2 separate regions of the Homo sapiens genome follow, and region 1 is linked to region 2. The links are chromatin contacts, found by Hi-C in ENCODE. All regions are on one chromosome and are shown on one strand. Each heading gives the region's core, a stretch centred on a gene start or an enhancer-like site at or near the end of the contact. The rest is flanking DNA. Distances are from core to core; before and after follow the strand shown. Region 1 holds the start of ELAVL2 (ELAV like RNA binding protein 2). Region 2 holds the start of CDKN2A-AS1 (CDKN2A antisense RNA 1).

Region 1 (4,641 bases), core at 1,712-4,211, 1.9 Mb after region 2:
ATGCCTATTTCCAAAACGTTAGGCGAAAATGGGCCTACTTAATTTGTCAATCCAAACCTAAAACTCTTAGAATGCCCTACGCCCTACTTCCTGACGCTGACTAAATTATGGGAGAGCTCTCAGAAGAGTTCCCCAAGTCTTCCAAACCACTTCTTCCTACAACCGTAGCGTTTTTTGTGAAGAGCTCCAGAACAGGTTAGCTTTATGAAGCGGGGTGCCCAAGCACTTGGTTAAAAGAGGGAACGGGGAAGAAGTGCCTGCTGTAAGACACATTCAGGCAATGACAGCAATAAGTAAGGGCGAGAGTTAAAAAATAAAATGTTAACCCCATAACAACTTCGAAACTCTCAACATATTTTTTTGCGGGCTTATCTGTTCATAGTCTGACAAATCTTTCAGATGTCCCATTTAAGAAGCCATTTTACAAGGAAGTCTTAAGGCCCAAACACATTTCCTACCCTTCTGTTCCCCAAAACACGAACACCCTTTTTCTGACCTTTAGAAACTGATTTTCAATTTGGAAAATAATTTCTTTAGTTACTATTGTCTGCTGTGTACTTTCTAAAAATTTTCATTGTAAGTCTACGTTTTATAGGTTGCAGTTAATAGTGTAGGCCTGGGAAATAAAACATTAATCTCCCTCCCACCCCCAGAGGATGGGTATAATAAATAGGGGTGCGGAGAACGGCTGAAGGTTTAGAATCTTAACCAACTGGAGTGTTTGTACATGAGAGGGGGAAGGGACAGAATCCGTGCATTTCGGGGAGAAAGTACAGAGACCTCCATCCCTGTCCAGCAGTGTTAACAGTAAATACTAAATGGTTGGCTATTTCTCTCACCCTCGCCATAATAAAACCAGACCTGCAGCCGGTAATTACGAGAAAATACCCAGTCTCGCCATCAGTTTTGCTAACCGGTACTTGAAAATGGGAAACGGGGAACTTATCCAACCTCCAATTTGTCACAGTTGTATAGCTTTCGTATTAATTCTGTACAGACGTGAAATAGGTGGGTACGTAGCAACGTGCTGGGCATAAATTAAGCAACAATGGCCACGCGAGGTCTCGTCCGCCGCGGAGCTCCAGTGGTGGGCACTGCCACCTTGCCATCCCTAGCCCCCACCGCCCTTCGCAGAGTCCAGTCCGGGAGGCTGACGGTGCGCTGGCTTTCCCAGCCGGTAGAGTGGGTGGGGTGAGGAGCAACGAGACGTTAACCCCAGCCGGCTTTGTAGCTTTTTCCCATCCTCTGCCTCTCGAGCACCACATGAGCGCTCTCACGCACACACTCACCCACACCCCCTCGTGCCAATAATTTAAACTTCTCTTAGGAAAGCCAGCAGCTTGTTCCACCACCACCACCCCTTCCGCCCTCCCCGGCCCACGAACATCCTCCCCCTTTCCCACATCTACCCTGGATCCTCTCTTTGGCAGTAGAAAGCCAAATGATTTCTCCTAAACCCTGAGAAATCACAAAAGTTAAAATGAAGCGTGTGCCTATCTGCCCAGCTTGTCATCCCCAACCATCTTTCTCCTGGCGTCAATTTAACAATAGCTATTCGAGGAAGTGGGGGCGGTAAGGAGGGGGTGAGGGCTACGTGGCCGAGTTGGCTCCTGGGGTGGCTGCGAAGCCTCGCGGCTGCAGAGGGGTTCCCCCTCTCCCCGAAGGCGAAGTCAGCCGCGTAGGACCAAGGACAGGGCTTGGAATCCACTTCCCAGCGCCCAGCACAGCGAGGCTCCCAAGCAGCCGGCACTTCATAGACACAGCTCCAAGGATCTTATTTACGCTTTTCTGAACAAAGGGAATCTCATATCCGGTACAGGCTTAAGAATTCAGCCCCAAATTGGCTATCTTCTTTTAAAACTGAATTATGATAATTGGAGTCCGTGAATCAGAGCCCGCATACAATGATGAGTTCTGACAGCTTCTAACAACCCTAGCCTCAGCCCAGCCCCAGCCCCAGCCCTCAGGCGGCATGTACTTTTTTCAGTCAACTACAACTCGCTGCCTGGTGCAGCATCTAAATTCCATCTGGCAATCCCATCTCCCCAGCACATGCTATCTGGTTAATGCAATTAAGCCTGTGGTTTTCGCTGGTCTAATCTGCCAGTCCAGGCTTCTGATTCCCCTTAATGATTGTAAAGCCTCTCCCGTCCTTCCGTTGCTGAGCCAAAGTAGAGGCATGCATCCCCAACACCCAAGTTATCACTCTCTCCCCACGAAATGAACTTCCGATCTCAATCTTGAAGCTCACTCCACATCTAACCTCCCATTGTACCCCTACTCCCCCCTGGCCACATTTACCACTTAAGTTTCTGCCATGGACATTTACGAATATTCAGTACGCTAAGCATGCGTCCACCGTCTTTTAGTCTAGCTCTTTAAAATTAAAAAAGCAGAACAGTAGCTTTGAAATGAGACAAACATGTGCAATTAACTTCATATTCTGTATTCCGCTCACTTACAGGTTTTCTGGGTTTGCCAGCGCATCGCTGCAACTAATGATTAAAGAAACCAAACCGAAACTTACCTTTCTCCCTTAAGGTTTTTGTGTATGTGTGTTTTTAAAGTAACGGTGCAGTTCTCCCAATAAGGATGAGCAAGAAGCTGCTGGATAGTTCTCTTAAGACAGCACGAAACCTAAACTGTGCTCGGCTTAAAAGAAGCAAATAAAAAGAAACGCTTTCGACCCCAAAGTCCAATGCTAAAAGAAATGGCGAAAAAAAATATGAAAGGGGAGGGGAAACTTAAAAAAGAGTTTAAAAAGACGGAGAGACTACCCTCCTATTGCCGTTCAACTAAACAAAAAGGGGCAAGAAAAACAAACCAAGGAACAAAGAAAAGAGACGAAAGAACGTTTTTTCAAAAAGACGATGTCTTTCTCCTTGTTGCTTTTTAGTAGGTCGCTACAGGAGTAAGCTGCTGCATCTCTAACTAAGAACAGAAATAGGGGGGAGGACGTCTTAAAAGGGAGGTGGACTGGACCACAGATTTATAGCACCGTATCACCAACCCCTTCTCTGCCTCCGCACTGCCGTGTGTGCAGCTGCTCTGCCAGGCTCCTATCCCGGGCAGCACGCGCGGAAGTATACGCCGAATCGCGCCACAACGTAACTTGCTCATCGCCCCAGGATCCTGATTGGTCCACACGCTTCCATTGAGGCCGCCCAGGCGGGGCCGCGTGAGACGATTGGCTATGGGCTTGTGTCACTCTCGAGAGCTCAATGGAGTCCCGTTTCAAGGTAAGTTGTGCGGGGAGGTACACTCTTAACACTGGCGGCGAAGGGAAATGCAAGAAGCAAAAAGAAATGTGGAGAGAGCAACGTGGGAGGGTTGGAACTGTACTATCAGAGTTTGCGATATGGCACGATCTCCTTTCCTCTTAAATCTTTCTGCTTCAGAAAGATTCATTTCCTTTGCCATCACTGCTGCATCTGTGGCATATTTCTTTATAACATTTAACTCTGTCCGGTATGTATGAGTCATTGAGAGCTCCCTCTCTTTGATCTGAGTGAAAGGGATGAATGTACATCCATTATTTGCCCGCATGCCTTTTTTCGATTTGTGTTCAGTACTGTATTTTGTATTAGATGTTAGGTAATTGTATGTCTTTATTTTAATATACGCATATTTCAGATTTATGTGTCCCCATGAACCCCTTTTTAAAGCATCCTTTTAAGATAAAGATGAAGTCAGAAATGCTCTCAAATAAAGCTGCACGGTTTGAATTGGCTTTCACTTCATGTTAGAATAGAAAAGTGTAGGATAAATATCCTATCCAGAAAAAGAGGTATTGAGTAGAGCTAAGGTCCTTCACTTCGAGGTGTCTAATGATTCTCAAAAAGAGCAGCTGTATATAAAACTGGAACAAGCCACTCCTCTGCATTTGCAGACAGGTACAGTCCTTGGACCACACATGTATTGCTGACAGCAAAGATAGTTGAACCTTTATCAGGGCTCTTTCTGTGAGGATTTAAGAAGTTTAACCAGAAGACCAAGTGCTATCAATGCTTCTGCTTCATAGAGGAAGACTACTTTATTACAACCCCATATTTTAACAGCATTCAGGAGACCAAAATACAGTTTTATGCATGATAATTGTTTCTTCCTCTAAGTGAAAGTGAGGTCCTCAGGATCGTCTGGATGTATAAGTAGACACAATATTCATTTGACCTACGTTCTTTTCCAGCCAGCATTTCTCTTTTCAATCTTGAAAGATAGCACCAACTTCCTAGACAGTTTTTACCATTCTTACCAGAATGTGTAAATGTAATGTACACATTACATTACACATGTAATGTGTCTTAACCAGAGGCACATGCCTTTTTGAAAGGGATTCCTTTACATATTTACAACTAGTCGCTATCTTTGAGAATGCCGGAAAAAGAAGACACAGGTAAGAGTTAGAGATTGCAAAAGGGTAGGGTGTCATGGAGGGGAATGGGACAGAAGATCCCAAAGCAAAATGACTTTGAAGTGAGGAATACAGTAAATCAGTGTTCTTTGAGAGTGTCCTTGAGTGTTGATAAATGATTAATGGTGAAAAACAGACCTGTTTATCTCCCGTGTAGCCTGTATAACAATATACGAGTTCTGTTACTTTGCATGACAATACCTGGGGCTTGAGAAAGAAGGCCTGAATCT
Region 2 (4,400 bases), core at 1,901-4,400:
TGTATACACTAATCTTGTATCCAGAAACTTTGCTGAATTCTTTTATCAATTCTAGTAGCTTTCTGGAGGAGTCCTTAGGGTTTTCAAGGTAAACGATCATATCATCAGCAAACAGTGACAGTTTGACTTCCTTTTTACTGATTTGGATACCCTTTTTATTTTTCTCTCTCATCTGATTGCTCTGGCTAGAACTTCCAGTACTATGTTGAAGAGGAGTGGTGAGAGTGGGCATCCTTGTTCCAGTTTTCAGAGGAAATGCTTTCAACTTTTCCCATTCAGTATTATGTTGGCTGTGGGTTTTCATAGATGGCTTTTATTACATTAAGGTATGTCCCTTGTATGCCAATTTTGCTGAGAGTTTTAATCATAACAGGATGCTGAATTTTGTCAAATGCTTTTTCTGCATCTATTGAGATGATCATGTGATGTTTTGTTTTTAATTCTGTTTTCGTGGTGTATCACATATGTTAAATCATCCCTACATTCCTGGTATGAAACCCACTTGATCATGTCATGGTGGATTATTTTTTGATATGTTGTTGGATTCTGTTAGCTAGTATTTTGTTAAGGATTTTAGCATCAATGCCCAACAAGGATATCAATCTGTAGTTTTTAAATGTGCTTTTCTGGACCGGCACGGTGGCTAAGGCCTGTAATCCCAACACTTTGGGAGGTCGAGGAGGGCGGACCACTTGAGGTCAGGAGTTCGAGATCAGCCTGGCCAAAATGGTGAAAATCCGTCTCTACTAAAAAGGTGTTGTGGCGGGCGCCTGTAATCTCAGCTACTGAGGAGGCTGAGGCAGGAGAATCGCTTGCACCCGGGAGGCGGAGGTTGCAGTGAGCCGAGATCGCACCACTGCACTCCAGCCTGGGCGACAGAGAAAGACTCCGTCTCAAAAAAAAAAAAAAAAAAAAAAAAGTTGTTTTCTGCTATTTCCTGAACTTTATTACGTAAATGAGACACGTGAGATCTGGAAGGAGGTGGAGGTGAAGACCCTCCCACCTGGCCTGCATCCAGAGTACTTGGGGTGTGGCACTGGCGTGGGCCCCAGGAAGGATCCCAGCCAGTTTTGGTGCTGGAGGCCCGGCCAAAGGAAGGGCTGCTCTCCCGTCCCGCGGGCTCCGAGGTCGCCGCACCCGGGCGCGCCTGGGCCTCGTCACCCGCGCTCGTGACGCGTGCTTACAAAGGAAACTTTTACAGGTTTCGGTGGGCAGGGCCTTTTATTGCCCTTCTGCTCCACAGCCCCCGTGCTTAATCGGTTGGTTGGGAGGTTTCTTTCGTCCGTGGTTTTGGAAAGTCCCCGCCTCCAAACCGCAGTCCCGCAGTCAGTTCTGCAGCCTCAGGGCCTCGAACAGCCATGCTTAGAATCCGTCCTTCTTTCCTGCTCCATCTACCCTTCCCCTCTGGCTTCTTTTTTTTCACTGGAGAAAGCCCACCCGAGTCTCTCAGCCTGCTTCGGAGGTTACTGCGGCCTCCTCCACGGGTAGTTCTGGGACCCGGGTCTAGTCCGCGGTTCCGGAGCAGGTCCCTCCCTGGAGTCGTCAGGCCCAGTATGCGTGTGCTCAGTGTGCTCGGGAAACACGCGTGGGCTTTAACAGCAGATCTCCATAAAAGGGTCCCGGAGATAGCCTCTGCCTGGCCCGAGGCCCAGTGCCTCAAAGCGGACGCCTTTGCGCTCCCGGAGGTGCTCACACCACAGCGGAGCCTGCTGGCGAGTGGAGCGTAGGACTGCGAACCAGCAATCTCCCGAGAAGCGGCGAGGGGGAGGGGAATGTCTGTGAATCGGTTATCCCTCCCACCCCCAGCAGAAGTCGGGGAAATGGGGGTGGAAGGGGGAAAAAGGGAGAGAACAGGAGTGGGGTTGAGGAAGGGTAAGGAGGAAGGTGAGCTTCCTACAGCTGCGGGGGAAGGTGGAGAAAATTTTCAGGGGGACAGCTGAGTGGTAGAGCTAGCGAGCTTCAGAGAAATGTTGACAGACAGATGCCCAGAAAGTGAGGATGCCGGGCATGGGCACTGCGTACCAGGCACAGGAGATATATGGAGGCAGGAAATTGGCACATCATAAGCATTTGACCATCCTGCCCTAAAACAAAACAAATTGAACAACAACAACAACAAAAGATAATAGCAAAAGTGGCACAGTAGTGAGCTCGCAGGGCCCATTCCTATATAGAAACACAGAAAAATAAGCAAAAGCTGCCAGAATTGACTTCGTGGGAACTCTGGGAAACAGTAAGAAAGTTTTACAGCAACCAAGTGAGTGCTGAACCAAGGCAAAGGTAACTGAAACGCAATGATAGAGAAGAGGGGCAGGGAAGTGTTGGGTAGACAAAGGCGGGTCCCTGGTAAGGGCCCTCCCCTGGGCCTGTGCCCACTGGACCTAGGTGAGGACAGGCACTCCTTCCTTCACGCCCAAATGTTGCATATCCCAAGACCACCCTGTCCCGCCACGCCCCCATCCTTTGCCTATGAAAACCCTGAGACCCTAGCAGGCAGACACACAAGCGGCTCTATGTCCAGAGGAACTCATCGGAGGAACTGGACGTGGAGCGGGGCACCCCAGCGGAAGGGAGCACGCCAGTGGAAGAGCACACTGACAGACCATAGGAGTCAGTCTGTTATATTATCATAGTATAATATTATAAAATTATTATAATACAATAAAAATATAAAAATATAAATAATGTAATAAATATGGATAAAAATAATAATTACATATTTATATTTATATGAGAACACTATGAATAATTTTAAGCCAAAAAACAACTCGATGTTCATCACTGGATGAGTAGACGAGCAATTTCCAGTATATTCATACAATGGAATATGATTCAGCCATAAAATGAAATGAGGTACTGATACATGCTGCAGCAGGAATGAACCCCCAAAACACTACACTTGGTGAAAGAAGCCAGACACGGAAGGTCACATATTGTATGATCCCATTTATAAGAAATATTCAGAATAGGTAAATCCATAGAGACAAAAGGAGTTTTGTAGTTGCCAGGAGTTGGAGGCAAGAAGAGTTTAACAGGTATGCTTAATGGGGCCTCCTATGCAGTTGACGAAAATGTTTTGGGCTAGATAGGAGTGATGGTTGCATAACATTGTACTAAATGCCACTGAATTCTACTCTTTAAAATTTTTAGTTTTATGTTATGTGGCGTGTACCCTAAAAAAAAAAATAGAGGTGCAGTGCTCCAGCACGGGATGAGGCAGCGTGGACAGGAGCATCTCCCAACCTCAGTGAAGTCTGAGCCGCGTGCCTGCAACAATCCCACTGTGGCAGAGAACCGCAGAGTTCCTTCCGGTTTGGCAGCAGTCATTCGCAACCTCACAGCCCTCTGGAACCCCAGCCTGGGGGTCTCAGAACGCCGAGGCGGGGACTGGGAGCCGAGTCGGATTCCGAGACTATGGGCCAGGGTTGGCTGGATTCAGTTACCTGGCTGAGGCCTGGTGAGCAAAATATCCCAAACCTCGCGTGATCTGGAAGGGGAAGCCGGATAAATACGGATCTCCAGATGTGCCAGTCTCGAGTCTATCGATATGAGGTCCCCCTAGAGTTTCTATTCATCATTTTAACCGCATTTCATCGATCTTGAGACACGGCTTTTGATATTTTATCACCTCAAGATAAATAGTGTTAGATGTCTAATAGCAGCGTTTTTCTAAGAGATACATGAAACAACAGTGTCAGAAACGATGCTGTCTTCCATGCGATGAAATTGTTGTAATAGGTGCTCAATAAATGTTGACAATAAATGAGTGAATGAATGAAAATTATTTTATTTTTATTTGAGCTTTGGTTCTGCCATTTGCTAGCAGTGTGACTCAAGAGAAGCCAGTAACCCCCCTGAGCTTCCCTAGTTCACAAAATGCTTGTCATGAAGTCGACAGCTTCCGGAGGCTGCGAGGCTCGCAAGAAATGCCCACATGAATGTGCGCTTAGGGCGTGAGTGCTCACTCCAGAAAACTCCAACACAGTGAAAAGGCAGAAGCGGTGTTTTTCTTTTTTACATTTTTATAAGAATATATAAAAAATGATATAAATGGACATTTACGGTAGTGGGGGAAGGCATATATCTACGTTAAAAGGCAGGACATTTTTAAAAGCTCTATTTTCTAAATGAAAACTACGAAAGCGGGGTGGGTTGTGGCGGGGGCAGTTGTGGCCCTGTAGGACCTTCGGTGACTGATGATCTAAGTTTCCCGAGGTTTCTCAGAGCCTCTCTGGTTCTTTCAATCGGGGATGTCTGCAGAGGGCAGAAAGAAAACAGGCGTTAGAAACCTGAGGTCAAAGATGTGTGGCACATCCCGCCCTCCTCTCTTGCCGTCCCTACCGGCATTGAAATACTTATGGATAAAGTTCTCGCAATGGCTTCACGTGCATGTACCCGCC

Evidence for each region. Hi-C counts contacts between places; a loop is a spot of excess contacts on that map. Pooled maps may share reads with other maps.
Region 1: a loop to region 2 is called in a pooled map, with 23 times the contacts of the local background. The contact joins the promoter of ELAVL2 here to the promoter of CDKN2A-AS1 in region 2. A Hi-C loop is called at or near these places in 1 of 168 maps with a recorded cell type or tissue (naive thymus-derived CD4-positive, alpha-beta T cell), 5 of 37 single-sample maps with no recorded cell type and 8 of 50 pooled maps.

The regions. Positions count from the first base shown.
Region 1 is chr9:23,823,279-23,827,919 of GRCh38, forward strand. It overlaps ELAVL2 (ELAV like RNA binding protein 2), which reads right to left and starts at 2,962. Exons shown (of 7, transcript NM_004432.5): 1 at 2,528-2,962. LOC105375992 (a long non-coding RNA gene) reads left to right here and starts at 3,150. Exons shown (of 3, transcript XR_929519.3): 1 at 3,150-3,239.
Region 2 is chr9:21,963,989-21,968,388 of GRCh38, forward strand. It overlaps CDKN2A-AS1 (CDKN2A antisense RNA 1), which reads left to right and starts at 3,151. Exons shown (of 1, transcript NR_024274.1): 1 at 3,151-3,766. CDKN2A (cyclin dependent kinase inhibitor 2A) reads right to left here. Exons shown (of 3, transcript NM_000077.5): 3 at 3,764-4,254. The coding sequence ends at 4,241.